Regions from separate parts of the Homo sapiens genome. Here all the other regions are linked to region 3. A link is an interaction called in ENCODE POLR2A ChIA-PET data of the cell type or tissue named here. Cell type or tissue: GM12878. All regions are shown on one strand.

Evidence for each region. ChIA-PET counts read pairs that join two places held together with the same protein. Peaks named below come from ENCODE experiments on the same cell type or tissue, not always from the same donor. Only the 100,000 strongest peaks of a DNase experiment are listed, where the experiment ranks them.
Region 1: POLR2A ChIA-PET joins it to region 3 with 5 read pairs; 2 of 35 experiments call an interaction of 5 or more read pairs at or near these places.
Region 2: POLR2A ChIA-PET joins it to region 3 with 5 read pairs; 4 of 35 experiments call an interaction of 5 or more read pairs at or near these places.

Annotation. Positions count from the first base shown.
Region 1 is chrX:101,234,443-101,239,442 of GRCh38, forward strand. It overlaps DRP2 (dystrophin related protein 2), which reads left to right. Exons shown (of 24, transcript NM_001939.3): 4 at 1,418-1,581; 5 at 3,177-3,333; 6 at 4,539-4,659. Among named protein-coding and RNA genes, the nearest start is that of DRP2, 17 kb to the left of the region's middle. In GM12878, no CTCF peak of the experiment used is centred here; no DNase peak of the experiment used is centred here.
Region 2 is chrX:101,593,079-101,598,078 of GRCh38, forward strand. It overlaps the pseudogene ARMCX7P. Among named protein-coding and RNA genes, the nearest start is that of ARMCX6, 22 kb to the right of the region's middle. In GM12878, a CTCF peak has its summit at 3,197 (motif pointing right); a DNase peak (open chromatin) is centred at 3,123.
Region 3 is chrX:101,384,105-101,389,104 of GRCh38, forward strand. It overlaps BTK (Bruton tyrosine kinase), which reads right to left and starts at 2,087. Exons shown (of 19, transcript NM_000061.3): 1 at 1,958-2,087. RefSeq lists an enhancer at 1,354-1,573. In GM12878, no CTCF peak of the experiment used is centred here; a DNase peak (open chromatin) is centred at 2,167; H3K4me3 peaks cover 2,720 bases; H3K27ac peaks cover 2,833 bases.

The DNA of each region.
Region 1 (5,000 bases), 150 kb before region 3:
TGATTCACCAGCCAGGCCCTGACATAGCCGCCCCCTCCAGATTCCTGGGGGGTCAGTAAACAAACAGGGTGACCCCTGCCTCCTGGCCTGGCTCAGCCCCTCCTGCCTCCCTGAGAGGGCTTGCTCAGAGCCTGTCAGGATTCTGCCTGTTTGTGGCTCACCAGACACTAGGTCTGGATTCCTGGTGAGGGATGATCATGGAGCTGCCGGATCCTGCTATGGACTCCCCAGGCAGCACAGGTAGGATCAGCTCCTGGGGCTGCAGGCTGGCTGAGTGCTGAGCTTTTCCCATAGCTTGACTGCTTCCTCACTTCCCTTTCTCGGTGTGGCTGTGAGCTATGGTTTTAATGGGATGATTGGTTTCCTAAATTGCCTGGAGAGTCTTGTGTGGGAAAGAAGTATGGTTGGGGGCAAGGGGAGACTACAAGAGTCTTGGCCACTGACTAGCAGGGCCATTTTCTTTGCAAATGAAGGCAAGCATGTAGACAAGCAGGTAGGCAGGTGTGGGTCTCCCTAGTCTGGGGTAGAGCAGCCCAGGCTGATTTCCTCCTCCAATTCCCCTTCCCTCTGCCTGCTCCTGCCCCCTGGCTGGGCAGTTCTGACACTGTTCTATAGGTAGCTACCTTCCTTAGGGCTATCCGGGATAACCACCATTCCCCCAAACCCCACAATTACCCCCATAGGGCCTTACCAGTGCCCAGGAGAGCAAGCAATAGACTGTGTGCCTGAGGGCTCAAGACTAGACTTTGGCAGGCTCCATGGCTTGTCCTCTTGGCCATCAACTCTGGTCAGAGTCCTCTGCTCATCTTTATGAGCAGTTCTCTTGAAGACTGTGTCCAGGCTTCCTGACTGTGGTGGACACATCAAAGCCAAGTTTCATATGGGAAGTAAGACGTGGACCACTGATAGTTCTCTCTTGCCAGTCTACTCCCTCTATAAATCTTTATGGAGAAACTCCTCAGCTTGCTTTTCTAGAAGGTTGGGTAAACTGTAGGACCCTGAAGTATGAGCCAACAGCTTACCTGCAATGGTATGGTTGCCCATAATTTGGGCAATTCTGTGCAGCTTCTTACCTAATGCAGGTACTTCCAAGACCCCATCTGGGCAGTGGTCCTGAGGAGTGGGGGCCCAGCTTGGGAATGTTAACCTTTCCCTAGGTCCAAAATTTATAATCATGAGTAACAATAATAGTAGGCAGCAGTTCTATGTAACTGACCTGTACCAAGAGAAGACTTGGCAATGAACAGGACCACAGGGTCTTTCTTCATCTCAGTCCCTGAACACACAGAGAATAGCATTTCTGAACCCTGGCAGCAACCCTTCTCTCCCCTTGTTCACACTTGTCTCACCCTTGGCTTGGTGCAGACCAGGGTGTGGCACAATCCAAGGATCACAGGATGTTTGTGTTTCTGTCCAGGTTAGAGCTGCTGTCACCAGCCCTGCACCTCCTCAAGATGGTGCTGGGGTTCCCTGCCTAAGCCTAAAGCTGTTGAACGGGTCTGTTGGTGCCTCTGGACCCCTGGAACCACCAGCCATGAATCTGTGTTGGAATGAAATAAAAAAGAAGTCTCACAACCTCCGGTAAGAAACAGGTGCCTTAGGGAATTGGCTTAGATGGTGTTGGGCTCCTTTTGCTGCTGCACCCTGTCCTTCTCCTCTCAGCCTGTGCATCCCCCTTTCCTTAGCCCACCCACTTCTCCCTTTCCTACACTGGCACTGGGGAAACAGCCTTGCTTTAGAAGTCAGGAGACTTGGATCTGAGCCTCAGTTTTAAGTAGTTGTGTCACCCTGAATACTTTGTTTGAGTTCTCGAAATGTTAGCTTCCATTTGTTTTTTATAAGGACAAAAAATGAGTGGAGGAATAATACCTGTTCTAACTACCTCACAGTGTGGTCATAGGAATTCAAATCAGATGTGGAAATGCTTTCTAAACTTAAAAATGCCGAGGTATAAATGAAGGGGATGATTGCTCCCTTCTCCTCTTCCTCTCATAGCTGTCCTATATCTTGGTAGGTCTCATCTGTTCACTTCCCCATCCTTTTACGTTCTATCCATAAGTTTTCAGCCCACCTATTTCTCCCCAAACTAAGGGTAGCTCTGTAAGAGCCTGAAGTCAATTTTTTTCTCAGTTGATCGGCTTTCCCTAGCTGTCTGTGCATGCCTGCCACTTTTTTTCTCCACCCTCTATCATCAAAGTCCAAGCTTCTGGCTTCTGATGGGCTTTGTTAGGGGTGAGGCATTGTGGATAAGTTGAAAGAATGCAGGCTTTGGAGTCAGGTAAACCTGAGTTCAAATCATCGCTCTATCAATGACTTAACTGTGTGACCTTTGGGAACCTACTTACCCTTTCTGGGCAATAGGAATGCCTACTTAATAAGGTTTTTGTAAGAATTAGTTGAAGCAATAATTTAGGTAAAGATCTTGGCCTAGGTGGTGGTGAGGGGGGGGCAATGAATAAAGATAGTTATTATTGTCAGCCAAGGGGAATGGCTTGATGGCTGCACATATCCTTGGCCAGCCTCCAGCTTCCTACCATGGTTCATTTGGAGGGCAGCGGGGTAGGAGGGCAGACAGAGATAATTATACAGTACAGATTTTTCTGTTTCCATATCTCAGACCTCTAGCCAATGTTCCTTTGGGTCCCAAGGACTGTTATATTCGTATGCATCCTTGCACATGTGCATGCCTATACTCAACCACCCAACTTGCCCTTTCCACTTACTGAATCCTCTCCTGCTCAGAGGGCAGTTCGGAACAGCCTCTATGGTTGAGCAGTTTGGCATGACTTGAATTCTACCAGGGCAAGAGGGGAACCAGACAGCTGTCACCTCTAATGCCCTTGTTCAGTTTCCTACCCTTCCCAGCCTGATGTTTGGCATGCAACTGAAGTAACTGAGATCCACAAAGTGACATTTTAAGCCATTGAAGTTTGGGATGCCTCCACACCCATGGTTCTACCTACTGGTTTTAGTACTGTGCTCTATGTGGAGGTGCCTTGGGACCCTCTTTGGGTGGGTAAGAGGGAGGACTCCAGGCCTCCTCCCACTTGAACCAGAAAAGCTCCTCCTGAATTTGTTTTCTATATTAAAGTTCCATATAACTTAGTTTGGAAAAAAAAATGTTTTGCCACTTAAAAAGAAGACTGAACATCACTGGTTTTACTCATTGTGTGCAGCGCTCGCCTAGAGGCCTTCTCAGACCACAGTGGAAAGCTTCAGCTCCCTCTTCAAGAGATTATTGACTGGCTCAGCCAAAAGGATGAGGAGTTGTCAGCTCAGCTGCCCCTACAGGGGGATGTGGCCCTGGTGCAACAGGAGAAGGAGACACATGCGGTAGGTTAGAATCAGAGAAGCCGTGGTGTGTAGCCTCTCAGCTGGGGAGGAATCCCTTCTTCAGTACCCTGACAGACACCCAGCTCTGCTGAGACACCTAAATGAATAGGAGGCTGTATGCAGTCCTATTAGTCTGTGGCTAGCATGCCACAGCCTAAGTCAAATATTTTCTTTCTACCCCTCCCATCAAATTCTAGCCTCCCTTAAAATACTGCCATGATTTTTAATGGGAACATGGGGAAATGAACATAACATAATGCTAAGTGAAAAAACACAGGATACAAAACTAAGTGCAAGTGGATCTCAATTGTATAAAAATGTATATAGATGAGTGTGATGTTTACATACATATAACAGCATAGGAAGGAACTATATCAAAATGTTAACAATGGTTAACTCTAGGTAATAAAATTGGAGTTCTTAATTTTCTTCATATCTTTCTGAAATTTCTAATATTTCTGTGATATATATTACTGCTGTAGTTAAAATACTTCTTAAAATGACTACAGAATGAAATATAATACAGCAATAAAATAAACTATAACCACGTGCCACAGCATGGGTGAATCTTACAGACAGACAATATGTTGAGTGAAAAAAAGCCGGATACAAAAAGAGTATATACTGTATGATTCCACTTATACAAAGTTTAAAAATAGGCAAAACTAATCAGTGATTTTACAAGTAAAAATTGTGGTCACCTTTGTGGGAGGGGAGGGAGGGGTGGGGCATGAAGGTGAGATAGTGACTAGGAGGGCCCACCTGGGATGCTGATAGAGTTCTGTTTCTTGATCTCAGTACTGGTTACATCAAGATGTACAGTTTTAGTTTGTGTATCCCGTATATATTTCAACCAAAAATTTAATTATAATTTTAATATAAATCCTGCCTATCTTGGTTTTGATTTCCATAAGACCCTTACAGGAAGCTTTCTGAGTCTTCTGGAGAACCAAGATCCCCACATTTTTCTCTATCCTGTGGCATAGACAGACAAATTTCATACTAAACAGACCTTCCAGTGTCAGAGTTATTTTTCTGTCTATCAGGAGGATTGCACGCCTTTTTGTCTAGGTAGTTCAAAGATACCTGATAATGCCAAAGAATCAAGACACACTGAGAAGAAGAAAGGTTGTCAATTGCAGGATGGAATGTAAAGTGATTGAAAAACTTTCCTTTCCTGTTGACCATATTGCTAAACTTTATAGGCCTTTATGGAAGAAGTCAAGTCTCGGGGCCCCTACATCTATTCTGTGCTGGAGTCAGCTCAGGCCTTCCTGTCCCAGCACCCATTTGAGGAGTTAGAGGAGCCTCATTCTGAGAGCAAAGGTAGGTGGTCTTCTGTTTTTCCCACTTCTTCTTGAGCCATGTACTGCTGAATGCTGAACAAACACCCTCCTGCCTTCCCCAAACTCATTTTCTTACCTGTTATCTAGGAGGATAGTTTCCCCCAGGAGTCCATCCAAAGTTGGGGGGAAGCAAGATTCCTACTGCAGGAAAAAAAGCAAAGAGAATATAGCCTGGAGCAGGGGTCAACAGTTGTGTGACCCAAAGCTGTATGTGGCTCTTTGGAGCAGCATGTGTGGCCATTTAATGAGATGTGGAAAAGAAAAACAAAAAACCACTCAAATGAATTGAACTGACTCAATGAATAAAAGTACCAGTATGTC
Region 2 (5,000 bases), 210 kb after region 3:
TCTTTTAACAGTCTGGCCACTTTTCTGTAGGGCTGCTGCAGTATGCTGGGGGCCCACTCCAGTCCCTAGTCACCTCAGATTTTCCAGTACCTGAAGCTATCACCAGTGAAGGTTGTGAAACAGCAAAGGTGGAAGCCTGCTCCTTTATCAGAGAGCTCCATCCCAGGGAGGTACAGACCTGTTGCTGGCCCAAATGCACCTGTAGGAGGTGGCTGGTGACCCCGGATGGGCGGTCTCTTCCATTCAGGAGGAATGGAATTGGGGACCTGCTTAAAAATATAGTCCGGCCATGTTTTTGTTGAGCAGCTGTGCTGGGCTGGGGGCACACTTCAGCCCCTGGTCACCTCTTAAGGCTGAAGGCTGGAATGGCTGAGTCACCTGAACAGCAAAGATGGTGGCCTTCCTTTCGTCTTGGGAGCTCTGTCCCAGGGAGACCTGAAACCTCTGTCAGACAGAGAACACTGGTGGGTGTAGCCGAAGACCCTGGTTGGGTGGCTCTACCTGGTGATATAGAACAAGTTTGGGGACTCACTTAAAAAAGCAGTCTGGCCATGTTTTCGGGGGCTGTTGTGCTGTGCTGGGGCACCACTTCTGCCCCTGGTAGCCTCAGACACACCAAAGCTTGAAGGCTAGAACTGCTAAGATGTCCAACAACAAAGATGGTGGCCCACCCCTCCCTTTGGGAGTTTTGTCCCAGGGAGTTTTCAAATCTTTTTTGGCCAGAGAACACCAGCAGGGGTTGCTGAACGCCCCAGTTGGGAGGTCCCCCCACAGTGAGGAGGAAGGGATTGGGGAAAAGAAACAGTCTGGCCATGTTTTGATAGAGCAGCTGTGCTGTGCTGGGGGATCCCTTCTGCCCCTGGTCAGTTTGGACTCTCCAGAGCCCACAGGCTGGAATGGCTAAGTCACCCAAATGACAAAGATGGAGGCCCGCCCCTCCCCGTGGGTGCTCCATCCCAGGTAGGTGCCACACTGCTACTGGTGGCTGGCTGGAATTCCAAGCCAGTGGGTTTTATCCTGTGAAGTGCCGTGGACATGGGGCCTGCAGACCATCCCTGCTTGGCCCCCTGGTTTCAGCCTCTTTCCTAGGGGTAGTAGGAGTTCTAACCTACTTTGCTGGAGTTGCAGTTACTTTTGCTGGGAAGCCCAGAGCCAGAGTATTTAAAGCTCCCTGGTCTCCACGTGTGTCTGAATGGCTGCTCTGCCAAGACCCTGCATAGCTCTGTGTGTCAGACTGAAGGCCTTGGTGGAGTGGTTTCATGAGGGGATCTTCTGACCCAAGGGTCGCAAAGATCAGTGGGAGAGGCGTGGGTTTCTGGGGTTGTACATTCACTCACTGCTTCCCTAGGAGGTGGAACTTCCCTTGGCTTCGTGTCGCTCCTGGGTGGGCCATCATCCCGCTTTGCTTTTCTTTGTTCTTCGTAAGTCAAGTTGTTTCCTTGATTAGTCCCAATGCAAGTACATGGACATTTCAGTTGAAGGTGCTGTATTTACTCACCCCTTCTGTTCCTCTCCATGAGAGCCATCCACCCTAGCTGCTTCTAATTGGCCATCTTGGCCACTCCACCTCTCATTTTTCTAACTCACCATTGAGATCTTTAAGTAAACTTTTGTTGAAGTATACTGTATATACAGAAAAGTGCACAAGTGATCAGCTCAATACATTTTCACAAAGTGAGCAAGAAATAAACATGAACCACACACTGGAAGTTCCCTCCAAGTCCCCATCTAGTCACTAATGCATCCTAAGTGTAACCACTATTCTGACTTCTAAAAACATAGATAGTTTTGAATTTTAAAAAACTTTAGGTAAGCAGAATCATACAGTATATATTATTTTGTGTCTAATTTTTTGCTAACATCTGTGAGAGTAATCCATACTGTTGCATGTAGAGTATTCATTGCTATTTATGTATGTACTATATTTTATGTATCCATTCTATTAATGACGGATATTTAGATTGTTTCCAGCTTGGGACTATTATGAATAGTGCTGCTATGAACATTTTTATACATGTCGTTTGGTAAATATATGCATGCATTTCTCTTGGGTGTAATGTCATAAATTGTGCACAGTTTTACTCTGAAAACAAAATTAGGGGGTAGAGCCTGGAGTATAGTGAACTCAGCAAGGCAAATTCTATCTCATGGGGGCCTGTTGGGAAAACTAGGTGGTCTTGTCCAAGAGACCGCTCTGTTAATTTCCATGTCCCACTGAACTTAACACTTGACACTTCAGCTAGACTGTGTATTGCCTTAAATACTATTCTCAGAAATAACCAGTGGTGTCATTCTAGCAAGTATCACTCCAGAAAACTCCTTATACGTACAAAAGGCATAAAAAATCTTTTTAAAAAGTCATTATTTCCAAGAAAAGTGAGCAGAGGCAAGAAAAATGTAATTAAACATATTTATCTCTCCATGCCTTGTTTTATGAAATCTGCTTTTTTCATGGGTCTAAGCAAGATGATGGATATTAGTTGCTGAGGGGAGGGGAAGTAAAAAGACGTGCTGTTGCCCAGTATTCTAGGATGAAGATAAAGAAGTATAAATACAAAGAAACAGTTGCTCCAGGAGAAGATAAGAAAGTATCAGAATAAGTTTTGTCTCTGGAAATCAGAGAAAAACAAATTCCAACAAAATGGTAATGCACTTTCTTTTGGATTCCAGGATTGGTGAAGAAAAAAAAATGAGTAACAGGTCTGGTGTGCTGGGGGGAAGAGAGAGAGGCAGGCACACTCTTGCATCACTACTGGTGGCAACCATGGCTCATTAGTGACATATATCTCAGGTGACCAAGATCTGTGGGAAAGTCAAATCTTTTTGATCCAGCCATCAGCTCTCTGCTGTTGACCTCAGAGAGGCACGTTTGTAGATGAGTGAAGAAAGAAGAAACTGCTCTGGTTATGTGCAGGGTGGTGTGAGAATGAGGATTGCCTGGGAAGTCTTAGGGTCAAGATTGGGACAGAGTCATCTTCCCCTACACTCTCGCCCCACCCACCAGCTTATTTTAGTTCTCTAAATGGTGCATAGGATCGGGGGAGAGTTGGTGTTGCGGAACCGAGAGTGAGAGGTGAGAAATGTTTGACAGAGTCCAGAATCAGTAAAAGGAACTGTGGCCTATCACCCAGCACTGTGTTCACCCACCCTACTGATAGATATTGGTTTGTTTGTCTGTCTGTAGGGGGCAGTGCAACCCAAGAAAAAGGAAGAAGAAAATTACAGGTTATCTGGCAGAGACTGAAGAAAGAATGTATTCCTTCAAGGATATGTGGAGCCAGAACCTGTCACAAGAGGGTGGTACACACAAGTGCTAAACTAGAACTTGCCCTTCTACTCCTGTCCTGTTTTCGGAAAACCCTTAATCCCAATCCTTTATGGCTCTGGGAAAGCAGTGTCAAAATCTATAGCACAGAAAGGGGAGTGAGGTGAGGTAGATCAGAAAAGTGGGCATTCATAGGAGAAGGGCGAGGAATAAAGTGGCAGGAGGCCAGGGTGGGGAAGATGGGTGTGCCTGAGACCTAAATGGGAGACTCTGGAAAGTTATATTCCTCACTCTGGAGTGGATGCACCTGAAACTTATGTGTCAATGCATTTACCAATCTCTATCCTCTTTTCTCTGTCTACCTGTAGACAATAATCTAAGTAAGGGAGGAAAGAAATTGCTCCACAGAGTGTGATATGCTGGAGATAAGGGGTGGAAACGAGGCGTCCGAGGCAGACTACAGAGTCCAGAGGCAATTCAGCTTCTCCCTCTCACAGCCTTTGTTTTTTTCTCCTCTTATATTGGTGCTGGAAAAAGATAAATGCTGCACCTGTGGGAAAATAGTGGAAATGAGCTTGAGGGAGGTTAAACCCCAGAGGAGGAACATTTGAAAATTAAGACCTTCAATCCGGAAATAGAGATACTGATACCCTTGTATCCTGTGCATTGACATGTCTCTTTGGGGAGACTCATCTGAAAGCTTTATGTGTTTGCATTGCTGCTAGGTCCATGTTGGATGGCAATTAGATTGATTGTGTCCAGGAAAAGAATGTCTAACAATCTCCTTCCTAGAATGCCACAACTAGAGCACCTTTTAAAGAGTGATGCCCATCTGTGACTTGCATTAGATGTGGGATATACTCAGACTGACGAATTTGTGAAAGAAGATATGGAAGTCTGGTCTACAAGTTGACACAGTGTTCATCCACTTATCAGAAGAAGGCACAACCAAGCAAGAAAAACAAAAAGAGCGTGGGAGCTGCAGACAGTGGGGAAGACAGGCAAGGTCCATGATCTTCAGTCAAGAACTGAGGATAAGCCAAGCCCTGGGGATCAGTCTGACAATAATCATGGGCAGTAAGAACTCTCAGCCTCTCCAAAAGCAAACCATCGAAATAAAAATGAATGACCTATTCCCCCAATGAAAATAAAAAAATTTCTGGGTATGCTCAAAACTTTAAAAATGGCAGTTGTGTTCTAGACCTCTCCAAGTGTCTTTTCATTCAGGGAAAACTGTTGTTTGCCGAGCCCAAGGATGCGGGCTTTCCATTTAGCCAGGATATCAATAGCCATTTGGCCAGCCTCTCAATGGCTAGAAACACGAGCCCCACTCCAGACCCCACTGTTAGAGAGGCTTTGTGTGCCCCGGATAACTTAAATGCGAGTATTGAAAGTCAGGGCCAGATTAAGATGTACATCAATGAAGTGTGTCGGGAGACTGTGTCACGTTGCTGCAACTCATTTCTGCAGCAGGCCGGATTAAATTTGTTAATAAGCATGACAGTTATTAATAACATGCTTGCCAAGTCCGCTTCAGACTTGAAGTTTCCTTTGATATCAGAGGGAAGTGGATGTGCTAAGGTTCAGGTTTTGAAACCGCTGATGGGTTTGTCTGAAAAGCCAGTCTTGGCGGGGGAGTTAGTCGGTGCCCAGATGCTCTTCTCATTCATGTCCCTCTTTATCAGAAATGGAAACAGAGAGATTCTCCTGGAAACCCCTGCCCCATAAACGGCCC
Region 3 (5,000 bases):
CGCCCAAACTTTGGTTTTCGAAAGCTGTATCTTCCCTTTATACCTAAGTCACTTCCTGATATGGGTCTAGTCCACTGAAAGGAAACTCTATAGGAAATTTGCTCAAATGGAAATAGCAAATCATAGTGATAATTTAAAATTGCACCAATCCCCCATAACTGGATGGAAAGTTACATTAGTTCGCACCATAAGGAGTTTACAAAGAATTCCAGGGTGGGTGCGGTGGCTCACGCCTGTAATCCTAGCACTTTGGGAGGCCCAAGCAGGCAGATCACCTGAGGTTGGGAGTTCGAGACCAGCCTGACCAACATGGAGAAACCCCGTCTCTACTAGAAATACAAAATTAGCTGGGCGTGGTGGCACATGCCTGTAATCCCAGCTACTTGGGAGGCTGAGGCAGGAGAATTGTTTGAACCCGGGAGGCGGAGGTTGCGGTGAGCTGAGATCCCGAGATCGTGCCATTGCACTCCAGCCTGGGCAGCAAGAGTGAAACTCCGTGTCAAAAAAAAAAAAAAAAAATTCCAAACAAAAATATCAATAGCCATACGCAATGGAAATTTGGACTTCAACACAAGCAAGCAGTTTAAATAGTTTGAATATAAAAGGAGTCAGAATAGACAGGACAAGCCCTAAGGGACACTGTTTGGGTATAATGCTTTAGGTTGCCATGAGTATTTGCATTTTGTGGCTTATTTGGAAAGTGACATTATTTTATCAAATAACTGAGGCTCCAGAGAGGCTGGAGTCTGGGCAACTTATCCAAGGATGTCTTGATTGGGGTCACCAATCACTTTTATTCTAAATGTCATATTATTTGCTCTAGGTAGGCCCTCTGGGGGACATTGGCAGGTCTGAGGCAGAGTAAAAATTATAGCAAATACTGAGATCCAGCACTTACTATTGCCAGGCCCTGTTTTAAAAGCTTTACATGTATTTGCACATTTACTGCTCACAACCACCTTATGGGGAAGGTGCTAGGCAGGCAGGGAGGAGGAAATGGAAAGGGAAAGGAAAAGGGAAAAGAGCGGGGGAAGAAAGGAGCAAGAAAAAGTCAATGCAATTCGGCAATTATTTGTTAAGTGCTAACTGTATGTCAGGGTCTGGTAATCAACAGAACAGAGGAGGGTATAATGAAGAGGGGATATAGGTAGAGAAAAGAGGATGAGTGGGAAGAGGAGGAGGTTGGAGAGGAGGAAAGGAAAGGAGAAATAATGAAGACAAGAGAAAAGCAAGCCATGCACATGGAGGGCAATGGTAAGAGGAGAAACCTTTGCCACAACCTCAAGGGTTGGCCGCACTGTCTGGGCTGAGGCAGAGGCTGCTTTCTCCTGGCCCAGTCTTTTACCCATTGTTACCACGAGGTTGGCACAGCTTCCACACAGTCCTTTAATAAGCCAGCTCTGACCCTGGCGACATTTGGCCTGGTACAGCTCAAGGCAGGTAGCCTACACCCTGGCCTAGCCAGGCCTTTCCCTAGCTCACAAAGGTCAACTTCATAACGTGGAGCGTGAGCTTTTACCATGTTCTCAGAGAATCTGCCTCTTAGTATTTCTTTTTCTAAAGGCTTCATTGACCCATGTATCCCTATTGAGTCTTCAAGCACTATTTGACAGAAGGGCTTGTTTTTATCTGACTGCTCCCTGCAATATTACTTTTCCACTAAGTTTGCCAGAGGTACCCCTTTCTAACATTTGCTACCTGTTCGGATGGTCACCTCATGTCACATTTTTCTCTTCCTGTTCCGCCCACCCTCAGCCCTTGTCGGAAAGGACCCTTTCGGCCTCTCTAATCACCAGAAGGGACTGCCAGGGCCTTGTGCTGATGACACTCCCACCCTCCGTCAGCCTCCTCCACTAGCTGATAAATGGCACCAGCCATGCTGTCTCTCTGGTTTTTAGGGGTCCCAAGCAAGGTACATTGCTGCTGCTGCCCAGCCCCTGCCATACCCCAGACCCACCTCAGTCCTGACTTAATGCAGGTAGCTTCCCAGATGCATTGAGATGCCAGGACTTGGAAGGTGGGACTCGATCGCAGCAGACACTGGCCCTGGAGACATATTCTTACAGTCCAGAGAGGAAGGACAGTCTGAGCAAACCCCACCCTTTCACAGCCACTCAGTTCCCTTTTTTTGCTTCCTGACCTAAACCAATGTCTTTTTTTCTTCTCAGCAGCATGCTATCTGGTTCCCTGCTGCCGTCCCTATTCCACCCCCTCAACTGTCCCCGCCCTTCATTTGCTTGGGACCTCTGACACTACTATCTTGAGTCTATCTTTGAAAGAACCTTTCTCAACATGACTGGGGCCACTGAGACTCTAGATGGGGCTGGCCTGAGCAGACAGGTCATCAAGCTATCCTCCCAGAGGTAAAGGGACAACATACCTAAAGTACTATGAAGACAGTCAGCACAGGGAGAGGGGCTTACAGGAAAGAGGAGAGATGCTGGGGGCTGGCAGACACAGAGCAAAGAGACTGGCCAGGAAGAGCGTTTTTCGAGTCTCCTGTCCTCCGGGGCAGAGGAGTCTCAGGGACACACAGTTGAACTTGATAGTGAAGGGACCCCAAAGGACAAAACAAGACAGAGGTAGAGACAAGACTTCCCCGTGCTGAGTCATTTTCTAAGAAAGCATTTTTCCCCTACAGATAAAAATGTCGGAATATAAGCCCACAGAAATACTTGTGCCCTTCCCCATTTTCTGTGGATGTTGACTTTCTCCATTTAAGATTTGGCCTCAGGGATTAACTCTCAATGTCCACCTTTCTCTTGAGTCCTGTAAACCGGTAAAGCAGACTAGGTATGTCACTTGAAGCCTGGAGGTTTTCTCAGGGGCCCCCTACATTATGCTCCAACTGCAATGATTCCCCCAGGGATTCTCCTAGGAAATGCAGCCAGTATTGAATGCAGACCATGATGGTGGAGCCCCTGCTGACTGATCTGCCTGCCCACCTTGACACCTCGGGCACTGCCATATTTCCTTGCCCCAAGGCACTGTATCCTAATGTAGAAACAGATCACAGGTCCCACTACAATTTCATCCGAAGTTTTAAGTCAACAGGACCTTATTTTTTTTTCTTTATTTTGTCTAAAAAACAAACAAACAAGCAAACAAAAAAAATGGGGTATATGTGCAGAAGGTGCAAGTTTGTTACATAGGTATATGTGTGACATGGTGATTTGCTGCACCTATTGACCCATCCTCTAAGATCCCTCCCCTCACCCCCAAGCCCCAACAGGCCCTGGGACCTTTTTTTTTTTTTTTTTTTTTTGAGACAGGGTCTTGCTCTGAAGCCCAGGTTGGAGTGCAGTGGCGTGATCATGGCTCACTGCAGCCTCCACCTCCTGGGCTCAAGTGATCCTCTCACCTCAGTCACCCTAGTACCTGGGACTATAGGCACACATCACTGTGCTGGGCTAATTTTTCTACTTTTTGTAGAGATGGGGTTTCACTATGTTGCCCAGGCTGGTCTCAAACTCCTGGGCTCAAGCGATACTCCTGCCTTGGCCTCCCAAAATGCAGGGATTACAGGAGTGAGCCACCTCTCCCAGCCATCAACAGGACTTTAAATAAAAACATTTAAAGTATTTGTAGACTGATGATAGAGTGGTTGATACTCACATTTGCACAAGACAGATGGACAGCATGTGTTGTATGATTGCCTTACTTTATTGACAACGTCTATCCTTTCGCTAGTCACCCCCAATAGCTGTTCCACTCACCTGCCTGAGGGTTGGCCACAGGCATTCATCTTCCCTCCTCTTTTCTTCAGTTTTTTTTTTTTTTGAGACGGAGTCTTGCCCTGTCGCCCAGGCTGGAGTGCAGTGGCATGATCTCGGCTCACTGCAAGCTCCACCTCCCGGGTTCACGCCATTGTCCTGCCTCAGTCTCCTGAGTAGTTGGGACTACAGGTGCCTGCCACCACGCCTGGCTAATTTTTTGTATTTTTAGTAGAGACGGGGTTTCACCATGTTAGCCAGGATGGTCTCGATCTCCTGACCTCGTGATCCACCCGCCTCAGCTTCCCAAAGTGCTGGGATTACATGCGTGAGCCACCGTGCCCAGGCTCTTTTCTTCAGTCTTATGCCACTTGTTGTCACATGCCCTGTCCTTTCTCAAGATCCATCTTGGGGTGGGGACTGGGAGGTGATAGGCATCCAATGGGAGAGCTAAACAAGAGAGAGAGAGGAGCACAAGGGAAAAGAGCAAGTAGACGTAGGCTTTTCTTCACCCTCTGCCCACGACCACTCCCCTAGCACACTCATCCATACTGACAGAAAGACTGTACTCAGATAGTGCAAATAAACAGCTGAGTGTCACCTGAAGAGATTCCCAATGCAATATAAGGTTCTATTCTTGGTGCTATCCTGTTCAGCATTTTTATTGATCATCTTTGAGGAAAATATAAAAAGTAGCCCGGTTAGTCTATGAATGGTGCAAGGCTTTGTGTGCTAGACTGGATGACAGAAGAGGGCAATTAGTTCCCAAAAAGATCTTGATCACCTGGTGTGAGAAGCCAAATTCCACAAAGTGTATTTTACCAGGGCTAAAGGTGATGTCTCATAATTGGGCCCCAAATTTGAACTTCAAATGACTCCAGGAGAAAGTGGAGTAGCAGTAGCATTTGTGAAAATGGTTCAGGGGTTTTTGCTGATAGTAATCAAAAGGCATGTCATCAGTTAACATGGCTTCCAGAAAAGCCAAGGTGACATTGAGGCTTCCTTATGGAAGTAAAATATCTAGACAGAGGAAGGTAACATGCCACTTACTCTGCAAAGCCAGACCACACCTAGAGTCCTGCATTCAGTTCTGAGTGCCTCGTCTTAGGGGAAATTAATGAGCAGGAGCATGTCCAAAACAGAGAACAGCTCAAGCGATCCTCCCACCTCGGTGTCAGCATTGGTGTACAAACTTTCACTTATAGGATGTATAAGCTCTGGGGATCTAATGTGCAATATAGTGACCATAGTTAATAATACTGTATTATTGAAATTTGATAAGAGAGC